3 separate regions of the Homo sapiens genome follow, and all the other regions are linked to region 2. Evidence: read pairs that join two places in POLR2A ChIA-PET (ENCODE). Cell type or tissue: GM12878. All regions are shown on one strand.

Region 1 (5,000 bases), 160 kb before region 2:
CTGGAGTGTAGTGGCGCAATCTCAGCTCACTGCAACCTCTGCCTCCTGGGTTCAAGCGATTCTCCTGCCTCAGCCTCCGGAGTATCTGGGACCTCAGGTGTGCGCCATCACGTCTGGCTAATTTTTTTGTATTTTTAGTAGAGATGGGGTTTTGTCATGTTGGCCAGGCTGGACTCGAACTCCTGACCTCAAGTGATCCACCCGCCTCGGCCTCCCAAAATTCTGAGATTAGGTGTGAGCCACCACGCCCGGCCCAGTTTCTAATAGTTCTAATCTCCAAAATGATAGCTGTTAGAGGAGTTCCATGTTTTTTCTCTAAAAAACATTTATGCTATATGCATTTTCTTTTTCATTACATTTTCCCCCCCCAGCAGGTGGGTTGTTGCATCTCCTTAGTGGATTCTGACTGCTGTAGTTATTTTCTGTCTTTTTTTAATTAATAGAAATAAGATTTTATTCTACATACTGTACTGAGACCCACTTTTTAATCTTAACCACAAATCATGAACATTTCCCCAAATAGGTGCACACATAGTTTATTTTTTAATAATTACAGGTATTCCATAAGAAAACATGTTAGTGTTATAATTTGGCCTGTTTTCAACTGATAGATGTTTAGACTGCCTCCGGTTATTTGCTATTATGAACGATGCTGCAGTTAACATCCTTGTCAATATCTTTTCATAAACCTGTGAATATTTTTACAGGATGAATTCCTAAAAATAGAGTTACTGATTCAAAAGTTAGGCATATTTTAGATTTTAGTAGAAATTGCCAAGTTACCCTCTAAAAAAGATTGTACCAATTTTGGGCAGTACATTAGCCATAGGTTTTTAAAATACAGCATTTTGTTGAGTGCTTACAGTTTGCCACAGTGTTGTTCTACGTCACTGTACCCTTCCCTTGTTCTTCATGGATTGTTAAGTATAGTTATTTCGCAGATGAGGAAACTGAGGACAGAGCTAGTACGTAGTAGGGCTATAAGTAGACTGAGGCAGTCTGCTTCTCGAGACTGTGCTCTCAATCAGTAGGTGACATTTTCTCTAAATCTAGTTTTGGACAAAACATTCAGTGATGCTACAATATTGAAAATGTAGTTTTGCATTATTGAGAAGGTAAGGCCCTAATTATCCATAATCCATGGGGAATGACCCCTTACAGTCATCCTTTTAAAAAAAAATTTTTTTTTAAATAAGTACCCATTCTGTGTCAGGTACTGTACCTCATGATAATACCTTAACTATTTCAATAATATTCTGAAATGAGAATGTTTACTCCGTTACAGGTGAAAACACTGTGTTCAGTGGTATTGACTCTTTGTGTTACAGAACTTTTGGTGATAGTTGTTTCAAGCTTTGTTTTAGAAAATTTCCAATATATTAGTGTACTTAAAAATTAATGGTGTTGGCCGGGCGCGGTGGCTCACGCCTGTTATCTCAGCACTTTGGGAGGCTGAAGCGGGTGGATTACCTGAGGTCGGGAGTTCAAGACCAATCTGGCCAACATGGTGAAACCCCATCTCAACTAAAAACACAAAGAATTAGCCAGGTGCAGTGGTGTGCGCCCGGAATCCCAGCTACTCGGGAGGCTGAGGCAGGAGAATTGCTTGGACCTGGGAGATGGAGGTTGTGGTGAGCTGAGATTGTGCCACTGCACTCCAGCCTGGGCAACAGAGCGAGACTTCATCTCAAAAAATAAAAAATAAAAAAAAATCGTGTGGCCTGGGTGTGGTGACTCATGTCTGTAATCCCAGCATTTCGGGAGGCTGAGGCAGGAGTATCGCTTGAGTCCAGGAGTTCGAGACCAGCCTGGGCAGAGACCCCATCTCTACAAAAATAAAATAATAAAGTTAGCTGGGCATGATAGCATGAGCCTGTAGTCCCAGGTACTTGGGAGGCTGACATGGGAGGATCGCTTGAGCCTTGGAGGTTGAAGCTGGAGTGAGCCATGACTGTGCCACTGCACCTCACCCTGGGTGAGCGATTGAGACCCTGTCTCCAAACAAACCAAAATGATGTGTTTTACATCCTTTATAGTGGTTTGGAGTTTTACAACTTTAAAAATGGTTCGGAATTCAGTGTCTTAAGGTTGTCATTCTGAATTAGGCATCTGCCTATCACTTTGTACTTGGACAGTCATTTATTGGGTCAGTGATTTTTTGATGGAATACTGTGGATTGGGATTGGAAGTGCAGTATTTTAAATCTTCTATATATGATTGTTTTTGTTTTTTGTTTTTTCCTTGAAATTGCTTTTTTCCTAATAATAAAATACAGCAGCAGTTTACCCCTCAAAACAAAGTCTTTTACTCCTTTTACTCAAATCATTGGGTAAAAAACATTTACTCAAATCAATGATTTACTATGTGAGGTAGTAAACATTTTAGGCTGCGTGGGCCAGATGGTCACAACTACTCACCTCTACCCTTATAGCCCCAAAGCATGGATACATGCTTTTACAGCAAATGAGTATGTCTGTGTTCCTATAAAATTTATTTGTAAAAACAGGTTGCAGTCCAGATGTGGCCTGTGGGCCACCGTTTGCCGACCTCTGGCCTCTAGAAGTTGTCTGATGAACATTTTTCCCCTAAGGATGATGAACTCCTTCTCTAAGTACACGGTTTCTCTTGGAACTTGGGGTGTGAAATGGATTTCCTTTGTCCTCCTAGTCCACACCCACATTTTTGAGACTTTAGAGCTCTTGTATTATGAGAATAGAACCAAAGGCTCTTCAGGGACAAGCGTCGGTGTTGTTACATGTATTCATAAGTGAGTGAATTCACATCTTTTGTGTTGTAAACAGGACTCTTGGACACCTAACTGGCCTGTAAATTTCTTCATTTTCTTTAACAGAAAAGTTTACTGTGCTGTTCTTTATGGTAGGCACTACCCTCATATGACTATTTAAATTAACTTAAATAAAATTTAAAGTTAAGTTCTTCAGTCACACTAGCTGCATTTCAAGTGTTCAGTGGCTACATGTGACCAGTGGGTGCTGTGTTGGCCAGCACAGATACAGTATATTTCCATCATTCCCAACAGTTCTGTTGGACAATACTCGTCTAGAATTCTGACTTAAGGATTAGAGAAAAAGGACATAGAAATGATATTAAAGTATAATGAATGAATGATACTTTCATTATCTTCTGAAATGGATATTGTGGTTTATACAACTTTCCTGGAAAGAATGTTTTTCCATGGTTAGATTTAGAGTGCAGAGTATTCCTGTGTAAGTACATACATCAAATTTCCTCTTAGTTATTTCTATCTTTAAGGTATAGCTGAAAATCAAGACTCCAGAAACACGTTCTTTTTACATTATTTGGAAGAAAGTCATTATGCTACTAAGTAATTTTAAAGAAAAAGACATCATTCAGCTAATGGATGCCTCATGAAGTCATGGCCTTTTTACTCCAAATGGCCTGTGACTATTTCAAGTGGTCCTTCTGTATCTGTCCACCACGTAGCTCGTCTTTTCTCCATCACTTTTATTTATTCATTTTTATTTTATTTTATTATTATATTATATTTGGAGACAAAGTTTCGCTCTGTCACCCAGGCTGGAGTACAGTGGTGTGATCTCTGCTCCCTGCAACCTCCGCCTCCTAGGTTCAAGTGATTCTCCTGCCTCAGCCTCCCAAGTAGCTGGGACTACAGGCGTGCACCACCATGCCTGGCTAATTTTGTTTTTATTTTTAGTAGAGATGAGGTTTCACCATGTTGGCCAGGCTGGTGTTGAACTCCTGACCTTCAAGTGATCCGCCTGCCTTGGCCTCCCAAAGTGCTGGGATTACAGGCTATTTTTAATTTTTTTTAATAAAGAAAGCTTTTTATTTAGAAATCCCATCCTTTTTGATAAGCAGCATTTTTTTTCTTTCTCTTTTTTTTTTTTTGAGACAAGGCCTCACTCTGCAGCCCAGGTTGGAGTGCAGTGGTGCAATCTTGGTTTACTGCAGCCTCCACCTACTGGTTCAAGTGATCCTCCTGCCTTGGCCTCCCAAGTAGCTGGGATTAATACAGATGTGCACCACATCACCCAGCTAATTTTGACTTGCTTTTTGTAGAGATGAGATTTCACCATGTTGCCCAGGCTGGTCTCAAATTCTGGCTCAAGCAATTGTCCTGCCCCAGACTCCTAAAGTATTGGGATTACAGGCATGAGCCACTGTGCCTGGCCTCCATTGCTTTTATTTCAATTATGTATCAAACCTTGGATTCCTGGTCTACTTTCTCATACCACCCATCCTTCCGTTCCATTTCCTGAATTGATGACCTCATTTCCAGAGAAAATAGAAGCCATCAAATTAGAACTTCTCGGTTTTCAACCAGTAATGCTACATGCCAGTGATACCCAACTACTTACAGTTTCTGGTGTAGAAAATGAATAGTCAATTTATTGTTAAAAAGTTTAAAGTCCAATTTTCCTTGAGCCTTGAGTTCAGTTTATAAATCATATTAGTCTATTCATTAATTCAGTACATTTTATATAAAGGTAAAAGAAAAATAATGCAGTTTTTGATACATGTTGATTAATTCAAGTTGAATTCTGTTTAAATATCCAGTTCTACTTATAAACATAACTAACATTAAATTGCATTTTAAAATTAGATAAATGCCCAAGAAAGCTTCCAACAAAACCTTAAAACAAAACCTTCTTAAAACCTTCTCTAAGTCCTTATATAACTTTTGTAAATATAATTAAATTTCACAATATTGTGAATTTTCCTGCTCCCAAACATGTCTTTCTGTGTTTTCCTGTTTTGATAAATGCTACTCAATTTTCTAAGTAAGTAACCCTGGGCTGTGTTGATTCCTTCTCTTCTCCCCACTATATAGAATCAAGTATTGTTTCTTTTTCCTGTATCTCTTATCTCTTCCTAATCCATTACGCTAGTTCAGGCCACTGTCTCTCTCTCTCTCTTTTTTTTCTTTTCTTTTTTTTTTTTTTTTTGCAATGGAGTCTTGCTGTGTTGCCTAGGCTGGAGGGCAGTGGTGTAATCTT
Region 2 (5,000 bases):
CAGCTAATTTTTAAATTTTTTTAGAGACGGGGCTTTGCCACATTGCCCAGGCTGGTCTCGAACTCTTGGGCTCAAAGAATTCACCTGCCTCAGTCTCTGAAAGGGTTAGGGTTACAATTGTGAGCCACTGCGTCTGGCCGGCAATATCTTCTATAAATATCAAGGCCTTCAATGGAAGAAGAGATGGTACTCTTTCCCAAGGATATTAAATGTTTCTAAGGACTGGAGTGAAGTTGAAGTAATACACTTAAAGTTAATCCTTTTTTAGAGTCTATATAAATTATTATGCCTGGTGCCTGGAAGTTGCATTTTCAGTTCTTATCTTTGATCTCATGTTTTACGATTAGATCGTATCAGGTACTTTTCCTATCCCCTTAAAATGAATGTAGTTTTTCCCTCTTGTCCCAAAATGTATTCTCTAAATGAAAATTTGAGAATAGAAAATCTTAGATTTTCAGCCTGTAAATAGCTTTTGTGTTCTTTTTTAGGAACTAGTAACCTATTTTCAAGAAACATGCTGTGTTAAAGGACAGAAGTGTGTGTCCTTTAAATCATGCTAGCTGATTAAAAGTTTGTTACTCTATTCCTCCCACCTTTTGGCTTTTCCCTCCTCATCCCATTGACATTCTTAAGATGGAAGGAAAAAGGCCTATTTTTTAGCTTGATTAAAACTTAATAGCTGAAGTAACCAAAACATTCATAAAATGAGGAGATTGAAACTGCTTACAGATATAATTTTTCTCTGGAGCATCCTAAATATTTATTCCTTGGTAATTTTTTTTTAAAGTATGTATATTAGTACTACTAGCCATTAGTAAATTTTAGTTATAGCTTTCCTCCCTTTCACTTAAATTTCCTGGAACATAAATTGGAAAATTTTTAAAATTTAGAATCTGTCTTGAATTTTTTGAGGTGACAGCTAGGTAGACATTAAAAGTAGATAGAATTTTTAAATCTTGAAAATAGAAATTATATTAAAAATGTTCTTTGTCACCTGTATCTGGAAGTTTGAAAGGTCGTGTAATTTCAACCATATTACATGGTAATTGGTGGAAAATAGTTGGATACTAGCTTCACCTATGTAATGTAAAACTTTGGTATTGGCTGGGTGTGGTAACCCATGCCTGTAATCTCAACACTTTGGGCGGCCAAGACTGGAGGATTGCTTGAACCTAGGGGTTTGAGACCAGCCTGGGCAACAAAGAAAGACCTTGTTTCTACAAAAAATTCAAAAGTTATCTGCTACTTTTAGGGCTGAGGTGGGAGGATTGTTTGAGCCCAGGAGGCTGAGGCTGCAGTGTGCTATAATCATGCCACTGTATTCCAGCCTGGGTGACAGAGTGAGACGCTGTCTCAAAAAAAAAAAAAAAAAGTTTGGTATTTAACACTTAAATTTGTTTTCTGCTGCCAGTAATGGAGATAATCTATTATCACTTTTTTTAGGGGTTTTTTTTTTTTTTTTTTTTTTTTTTGGAGATGGGGTCTTGCTCTGTTGCCCAGGATGGAGTGCAATGGCATGATTTTGGCATGATCACCTGCCTCCCGGATTCAGGTGATTCTCCTGCCTCAGCTTCCCAAGTAGCTGAGATTACAGTCACGTGCCACCACACCTGGCTAATTTTTGTATTTTTTGTAGAGATGGGGTTTTACCACATTGGCCAGGGTGGTCTCGAAGTCCTGACCTCAGGTGATCCACCCGCCTCAGCCTCCCAATCCAATCACCCTGGGATTACAGGGGTGAGCCACCGCACCCGTCCTTTAGTTACCTCTTAAAGTAAGTTGGGAAGGCCAGGCTCAGTGGCTCACATCTGTAATCCCAGCACTTTGGGAGGCTGAGGCAGGTGGATCACAAGGTCAGGAGATTGAGACCATACTGGATAACACGATGAAACCTCATCTCTACTAAAAATACAAAAAATTAGCAGGGCATGGTGGCATGTGCCTGTAGTCCCAGCTACTTGGGAGGCTGAAGCAGGAGAATTGCTTGAATCAGGGAGGTGGAGGTTGCAGTGAGATCATGCCATCGCACCCCAACCTGGGCGACAGAGCGAGACTCCGTCTTGCGGGAAAAAAAAGAAAAAAGTTGGGAAAGAGTTGATTTGTCCTGTTTTTCAAGGGAATAACTGTAGATTTCACTTTACTGAAATTAGTTAGAGACATTGTTATATTGACTGACAAGAGATTTCGTGGTACAATTTCCCACTGATCCATTAGGATTACAAAAAATTATCAGCTGTATGGGTGGCAAACACTTTTCTTCAGATTTTTCTTCAGTAAGATAAACCTCAATTCCAAGCATCACAGATTTTCTTGAAGCAGAAACTGTGCCTTACAAAAGTTTAGCACAGAAGCAGATGTTTTATGTAGTAGTGGAAGGGTTTAGAAATTGTTGTGTGGTCAGTTGTTTGGACTTCAGAATGCATTTCTCTATAAACATAAACAGGTTTTTTTTTGGCAAGTTCGTAAATGCTAGTTTGAATTTGTAATGTAGAGAAATACAGAAAGATCGTTCCTTTATTGCCCACCTTACAGATATGTGGACTTCCTTCCTTCCTTCCTTCCTTCCTTCCTTCCTTCCTTCCTTCCTTCCTTCCTCCCTCCCTCCCTCCCTCCCTCCCTTCCTTCCTTCCTTCCTTCCTTCTTTTTTTAAACTCCTCAGCTTGCTATTGACTGGTACCTCCTCTTCCCCCACAACAAAACAAAACTGAAAACCAGCCGACCTCCTCTGTGTGGAGATGGAGCTCTGCCTCTGCCCTCCTTTCAGAGGCCTCTGCCTCATCCTTTTCCATTTCCTATCCCACCTCTACCTCTTAACACGTCTCAGCCTGCTGTCTATTCTTTTTAGTTTTTGTTTTTAACTTTCTATTTGAAAATAATTTCAGACTTACAGAGAAGTTGAAAGAGTAGTTCAGGGAACTGCAGTATACCCTTCCCCCAGATCATGGAGGTAGTTAAAAAACCTCACGTTTTTACTGTTAAAATCATAGTATCGGTTTGAATCATGTTGGTTACCCATTGACTAGTTGTACGATCAGGTGACTTAATCTTTCAGAGTCCCACTGTCTTCACATGTAAGATGAGAATACTGATTCATTTGTTCCAGAGTCAAACCCAGGAATCCATACTCCTTTGAAGCACTTCTCAGGAGATTCTGATGGATGGCCAGCATTAGCAAATGAAGGCTTGTCCCCAACTCCAGTAACTAGTGTAAAAGTAGATCTGATCTTGTCCTTTGCAGCATGTGGAACTTCTTCTTTTTTCTTTTCTTTTTTTTTTTTTGAGACAGGGTCTCGCTTTGTCACCCACCTAGAGTACAGTGGCATGTTCAGGGCTCACTACAGCCTCGGCCTCTCTGTCTCAACCTCCTGAGTAGCTGGGACTACAGGCACGGGCCACCATGCCCTGCTAATTTTAAAATTTTTTGTAAAGACAGGGTCTCCTCCTTATGTTGCTTACGTTGAGGATGTGGAACTTCTGATGCAGTTCCAGGGTCTTTCATGTTTTTGAAACTTGAGTATGTTTACTTCAAAAATAGTTTTTGTGTTCTTCTATATTACTTAATTTCCTCCCTTCCCCAATACACAAATTAGGTATAATTTGTGTGCTTATATCCCTAATGCAGCTATAAAAGGCAGTTTATAAATTAATTTCAAACCAAACTACAAAACCAATAAAGTTCTGACTACCAACATTAATTTAATAGACTGGGCGATGATGTTGTGAAATAAGTAGCCGCTTGTGATGTAACTGTTACTGCTTCCTTATGGCCCATGTTCTTGGATGCTGGGATGGTGCCTGGTTTGTGTAGACGGCTGGATTCCTTGTAATGACTCGGTTTTCCTGTTGCTTTTCTTTCAGTTATTGCCACTCAGAAACCATCAGTGTAAATACAGCTTGCCATGAAGTGACTTTGCCTTTGTTTGGCATAAATGTGCCCTTGGCACATTGAGGCCATCTTGTTTATTTACCAGCTTGTGATAATTATGGTAGTACTACTTAGTTATATGTAAACTTAGAGCCAAAATCTTGTGCCTCTGAACTCTATTAATGAAGTTGTAAAACATGTAATTCCAAAAATGGATGTTAAAAATATTAAGGTATACATTGAAATGAAAAATAAAAGTGAGCCTCTCCTCTCCACCTCCCACTTCCAGTCATCTCTCGCTTCTGCCTGAGAGGCACTGTCAGCCAGCATCATTCTCACATCATGCCTCTGTACGTGTCTGTCCTCTTAGCTAGATTAAGAGAAGGGGCTGTGTTTCATTCACCTTTTTGTCCCCAGTGTCTGGAACAGCTCCTGGTTCAGAGAAATTGCCCCCTATCCATTGTATTGATAGTTTGTTTTAATTACAAGACAGAAAAGTCAGATTGATTTTTTTTTTAATCAGATGAAGAAATATTTCTTTTAAACCAATAAATTAAATGCATGGGACTGTTAACACAAAGGATAGCACTTAATACTGTCAAGAGAAAGATTGGCCAATACTAGCCAGAAAAATCTGCTGTGTGTAAGTTTTTTGGTTTTGTTTTTGTTTTTTAAAACGGAAGTGACTGTTGGGTGTCTCTCCACCTTGCTTTCTACCTCCCTTGTAAAGGAGAGGGGCACGAAACCAAACAAGTATTCCTGGCTATAGTTTTAGTAATTTTAGTGGGTAGACATCGGTATATAGCTCAAGTTTAGTTTTTTTTTTTTCTTTTTTTTTCCCCTGAACTATTGGAATTCTTATGGGCTTCTATAACTTATAAAACATATACATGCATATAAATTTTCCAGTGAACATAGCGTGAGGCTGTTTTATTATGTTTTCTTTTCCTTTTTTTTTTTTTGAGATGGAGTCTAACTCTTGTCACCAGGCTGGAGTGCAGTGGCGCAGTCTCAGCTCACTGCAGCGTTCACCTCCCAGGTTCAAGTGATTCTCCTGCCTCAGCCTCCCGAGTAGCTGGGACTACAGGCGCCCGCCACCACGCCTGGCTGATTTTTTTGTATTTTTAGTAGAGAC
Region 3 (5,000 bases), 72 kb after region 2:
TTTTGTTTTAAAACAGAATAGTTCCTTGTAAGTAGAGTAGAAGACCTTTATTAACTGAATCATTTGAAAGTATGTTGTCACCCTGAAGCTCTTTCATACTCCAGTATTTTGTGTAGTTCCTATGAACATGAGCATTTTCTTACATAACCACAATACAGCCCTCAAAATCAGGAAATTAACAATGAAAATATTATTACCATGGTATTCTCAGGCCCTATTCAAATTTTGCCGGTGTTCCTAATAAAAACCTACAACAGAAGGATCTTGTTTGGCATTATGGATTTAGTTGTCATATTTGTTTAGTCTCCCTAAATCTGGAACAGTTTTTCAGTTGCTTCTTGGCTTCATGACCTTGGAAGAGAATAGGCCAATTATTTTGTATCCTGTCCCTCAGTTTGCGTTATTGTTATTATTTTTTTAAATAGCAATGGAGTATTATTATGTTGCCCAGGCTAGAGTGAGGTGGCTATTCGTAGGTACGGTTTAAGTGCACTGCAGCCTAGATTAAGTGATCCTCCCTCCCCCCTCAGTGATCCTCCCGGGCTCAAGTGATCCTCCTGCCTCAGCCTCCCTAGTAGCTGGGACTACTGGTGTATGCCACTGTGCCCAGCTGTCCCTCAGTTTGCATTTATGGTGTTTCCTTATTATTAGAGTTAGATCGTGTATCACAGAAATTTTGTGTTCTTTTCTTCTGTATCCTGTCAGTATACAATTCTTATTTGTCCAGTTGCTGGTAATGTTCACTTTGACCAGTTGCTGGACGTGATGTCTGCCAGGTTTTGCCATTGTACGGTGTCTCTTTTTCCCTTTTTAATTAATAACCATTTTGTGGGAGGTTGCTTTGTGACTGTGTAGATCTCATCTTCATCAAACTTTCGATTTATTCATTTATTTAGCGGAATAATGGCCTCCTATTTTATTTAATTGTTTATAACCTGCTGCTGTTGTTATTCATTTTGAGGTCAGATTGTCCCAGTGTTTGGAGAATGATATTTTAAAGCCTAGATTTGGTGCTAAGTGTGCTCATTACTTTGTGTTGCTGCTCTCTGACCTTCTGAGAAACAGAGCTAGGGAGTGCGTGTGTTTGTATCTATCGCATATATAATGCACACACTTGCACCTATAGTTTTGTATTTATGTGTGTATATTCATAAGTTCATGTGAAATTCTCCAAGTTCAATCCAGTACTACAGAATTTCTGCTAGTTTATTCCCTTTTCCTTATGTGTAACATTCTTCTTTAACATTAAGAAACCTTATTTCATTATTTTTAATGTCTTTATTTCTTAATTTTCTGTCACTTTGCTCTGTGACCTTGGGACCATTTTTTTCCTCAACATAAATCTTTATACTTAAGTGGAAAAGTTAACAATCTAAAACACCTGTATTTCAACTAATTTGAATTTGAGACATTCTAAAATTTACTTGCATTTGAGTAACAGTTCCCTTTTCCACTCACCACAGCTCGTGGTCTTTGTGTAGCTTTTGAAGATGAGCAGCTAGAGCTGGATACAAATTTTTTCCTGTTTGCTTTTATCTGCCATCACATTTGAATTCTCAGAAACATTTACCTGAGATGGAAAATATTGGAGATGGTTGAGAGTACATGTATTTTTGGAAAACAAAGCCTACTGAAGTTAAGATAACTTTAATAAAACAGGACAAAAGCCTGTTTTTCATTTGATCATTTGATTTGATCATTTCAAAAACCCTTTGATCATTTCAAAAACCCTTTGTCAGATAACATCTAGGAATGTTACCTGGAGTAATGGAATAACACATAACAAAACTTTTAACTGCGGAGCTGAGCTCCAAAGAATTAAGAGAAACTGAAAACTAAAGCAGTAAGCTGATCTTTCAGTAGCTCATGGTGAGGCTGGATTGAGTTTGTTAACATTTTCCAACCTAGAGGGGAGTAACAGGGAAACCCACCTGTTTAGGGTTGGGATTCTGGGCCCTTCAGAATATGAGAACTCTAGGATAAGAAGGCAATATAAAAAGTGGTCTCATGCCAGTAAACCCTTCAAGATACCTGGCAGAAGCATATGTAAAATGTTTTTTAATGGGAGACACCCTCATCCAAGATCCTGTAGGATCCCCACAGATAAAATATCCTTGAATGCCAAGCTCACCGTCAGAAATATCGGAAGAAACCATGTACCATTAACTGTGGTCAGATGAGACAAACAGCAAGACACACCCGAGAACTTCAAATACTGGAAGCTTCAGAAAGAGACTGTGTAAAAGGCTTAAATAAAATATCACTTTCATTTCTCTCTCATGTAAGCAGAGTTTGAAAGGAAGCACTCCTAGACTAGGACCTCACAGTCATCAGGGGTCCACCCTTTACTACCTTGTCTGCCACTGTTCTCTTGTTTCAAGGTTGGCAATGTAGTGATGGCCATTACATCCAGATTTCCGCCTGGAAGAAAGAGGAAATAGGTAAAAACTGCATACCTTCTCCCTTTAAAGGCAGTTTTTATAATTTGCATTGGATAATTTTTTTAATCTCATTAGACCGAAAAGAAAAATAAATCAGGCTGGGTTTGGTGGTTCATGCCTGTAATCCCAGCACATTGGGAGGCTGAGGCGGTGGATCACTTGAGGTCAGGAGTTTGAGACCAGCTTGATCAATATGGTGAAACCCTGTCTCTACTAAAAATACAAAAAAAAAGGGCCAGGGGCAGTGGCTTATGCCTGTAATCCCACCACTTTGGGAGGCCAAGGCAGGTGGATCACCCGAGGTCAGGAGTTCAAGACCAGTCTGGCCAACATGGGAAACCCCGTCTCTACTAATAATACAAAAATTTAGCTAGGTGGGGTGGCGTGCACCTGTAACCCCAGCTACTCGGGAGGCTGAGGCAGGAGAATTGCTTGAACCCAGGAGGCAGAGGTTGCAGTGAGCCGAGATTGTGCCATTGTACTCCAGCCTGGGCAACAAGAGCAAAATTCTGTCTCAAAAAAAAATTAAAAATAATAATATTAGCTAGGCATGGTGGTGCACACCTGTAATCCCAGCTACTTGGGAGGCTGAGGCAGGAGAATCTATTGAACCCAGGAGGTGGAGGTTGCAGTGATCCAAGATTGTGCCATTGCACTCCAGCCTGGGTAACAAGTGAAACTCTGTCTCCCCCCTCCCCGGACCCCCCCCAAATAAAAGAGAAAAAGAAAAATGAATCAGACTCATGCTTTACAGGTGAATTCTACCAGTGTTCCAGAGAACAGAGAAAGTTGTTATGGGTCCCCTGAGTCATTTTATGAAGCTAATAAAACCTTTATTATAAAACCAGGTTAAAAAAATAAAATTTATAGGTTCAATCTTATGAACATGAATGTAAAATGTTTAAATGAAATGTTAACAAACGGAGTCTAGCAAGGTAAATATGCATGTCCAAATTTATAGAATATAAGAATGCCTTAATAATTTATCTGTTAGCATATGTTGCCTCTTCGACATATAGAAGAAGAAAACATAGACAATCATCTTTTTCTTAATTTTTAATTTTTGTGGATACATAGCGTATGTATGTGGTACATGAGATGTTTTGATACAGGCATACAATGCATTATAGACACATCATGGTAAAATGGGTTGTCCACCCCCTCAAGCATTTATCCTTTGTGTTAAAAACAATCCAATTATACTATTTTAGTTATTTTAAAATGTACAATTGGATTATTATTGACTATGGTCACCCTGTTTCACAGTCAAATACTAGACCTTATTCATTCATTCTTTTTTTGTACCCATGCAATCATCTTAATGTAGAAAAAGCACTTGATAAAATTCAACGCTCTGTAATAATTGGGGAGGGGACTCTTAGAAAAGGAAAATTAATTGTAGAATGAATTTCCTTAATCTAACAGAATACTTACCATAAACTTACAGCAAGCACCATAGTTAAAGGCAGAGTGTGGAAACTTTTTCCTCTGAAACCAGAAACAATAGCAGGATTTCAATATCCATTAAGACTTGAAGAAGAAAATATGTGAGGGTTGGAAATGAAAAAATGAACATTTATTAATAAAGTATAATTTTCACCATAGGAAATCTGAGAAAACTTGTGAAAAAATTAGTTTTATTGTTGGTGTTGGTTTTGTTTTGTGTTGTGTTTTTTTTTTTTGTTGAGGTGGAGTCTCGCTCTGTTGCCCAGGCTGGAGTGCAGTGGTGCAGTCTGGCCTCACTACAGCTTCTGCCTCCCAGGCTCAAGTGATCCTCCCACTTCAGACTACTGAGTAGCTGGGACTACAGGTGCATGCCATCACGCCTGACTTATTTTTGTATTTTTAGTAGAAGCTGGGTTTCACCCCATTGGCCAGGCTGGTCTCAAACTCCTGACCTCAAGTCACCCACCACTTCGGCCTCTCATTATATTTGTGAGCCCCCGGGCCCATCCAAATTGTTAAAGCTAATAGGTAAATCAGCAAGCTTCCTGGATGGATGGATGGATGGATGGATGGACAGATAGATAGAAAGATGGACAGATAGATAGAAAGTTAGATAGATAGATAGATAGATAGATAGATAGATAGATAGATAGATAGATAGATAGATAGATAGAAAACTCAGTTCAGTTCAGGCCGGGCGCGGTGGCTCACGCCTGTAATCCCAGCACTTTGGGAGGCCGAGGCGGGTGGATCATGAGGTCAGGAGATCGGGACCATCCTGGCTAACAAGGTGAAACCCCGTCTCTACTAAAAATACAAAAAATTAGCCGGGCGCGGTGGCGGGCGCCTGTAGTCCCAGCTACTCGGGAGGCTGAGGCAGGAGAATGGCGTGAACCCGGGAAGCGGAGCTTGCAGTGAGCCGAGATTGCGCCACTGCAGTCCGCAGTCCGGCCTGGGCGACAGAGCGAGACTCCGTCTCAAAAAAAAAAAAAAAAAAAAAAAGAAAACGAAAACTCAGTTCCATGTCTAGATATGCGGGGCAATTAGTAAATGAAATTTAAATAAACTGCTTCTGAATACTTCTCCTCTCTTGATGTGAAGTTAGTACTAATT

Evidence for each region. ChIA-PET counts read pairs that join two places held together with the same protein. Peaks named below come from ENCODE experiments on the same cell type or tissue, not always from the same donor. Only the 100,000 strongest peaks of a DNase experiment are listed, where the experiment ranks them.
Region 1: POLR2A ChIA-PET joins it to region 2 with 6 read pairs; 2 of 35 experiments call an interaction of 5 or more read pairs at or near these places.
Region 3: POLR2A ChIA-PET joins it to region 2 with 7 read pairs; 4 of 35 experiments call an interaction of 5 or more read pairs at or near these places.

Annotation. Positions count from the first base shown.
Region 1 is chr1:8,766,496-8,771,495 of GRCh38, reverse strand. All of the region lies in intron 1 of RERE (arginine-glutamic acid dipeptide repeats), which reads left to right. Among named protein-coding and RNA genes, the nearest start is that of RERE, 49 kb to the left of the region's middle. In GM12878, no CTCF peak of the experiment used is centred here; no DNase peak of the experiment used is centred here.
Region 2 is chr1:8,602,218-8,607,217 of GRCh38, reverse strand. The region is part of intron 4 of RERE (arginine-glutamic acid dipeptide repeats); the gene reads left to right. Among named protein-coding and RNA genes, the nearest start is that of SNORD128, 110 kb to the right of the region's middle. RefSeq lists enhancers at 2,689-2,828, 3,139-3,238. In GM12878, no CTCF peak of the experiment used is centred here; a DNase peak (open chromatin) is centred at 2,997; H3K4me3 peaks cover 490 bases; H3K27ac peaks cover 255 bases.
Region 3 is chr1:8,530,569-8,535,568 of GRCh38, reverse strand. All of the region lies in intron 7 of RERE (arginine-glutamic acid dipeptide repeats), which reads left to right. Among named protein-coding and RNA genes, the nearest start is that of SNORD128, 38 kb to the right of the region's middle. In GM12878, no CTCF peak of the experiment used is centred here; a DNase peak (open chromatin) is centred at 2,280; H3K4me3 peaks cover 1,199 bases; H3K27ac peaks cover 1,859 bases.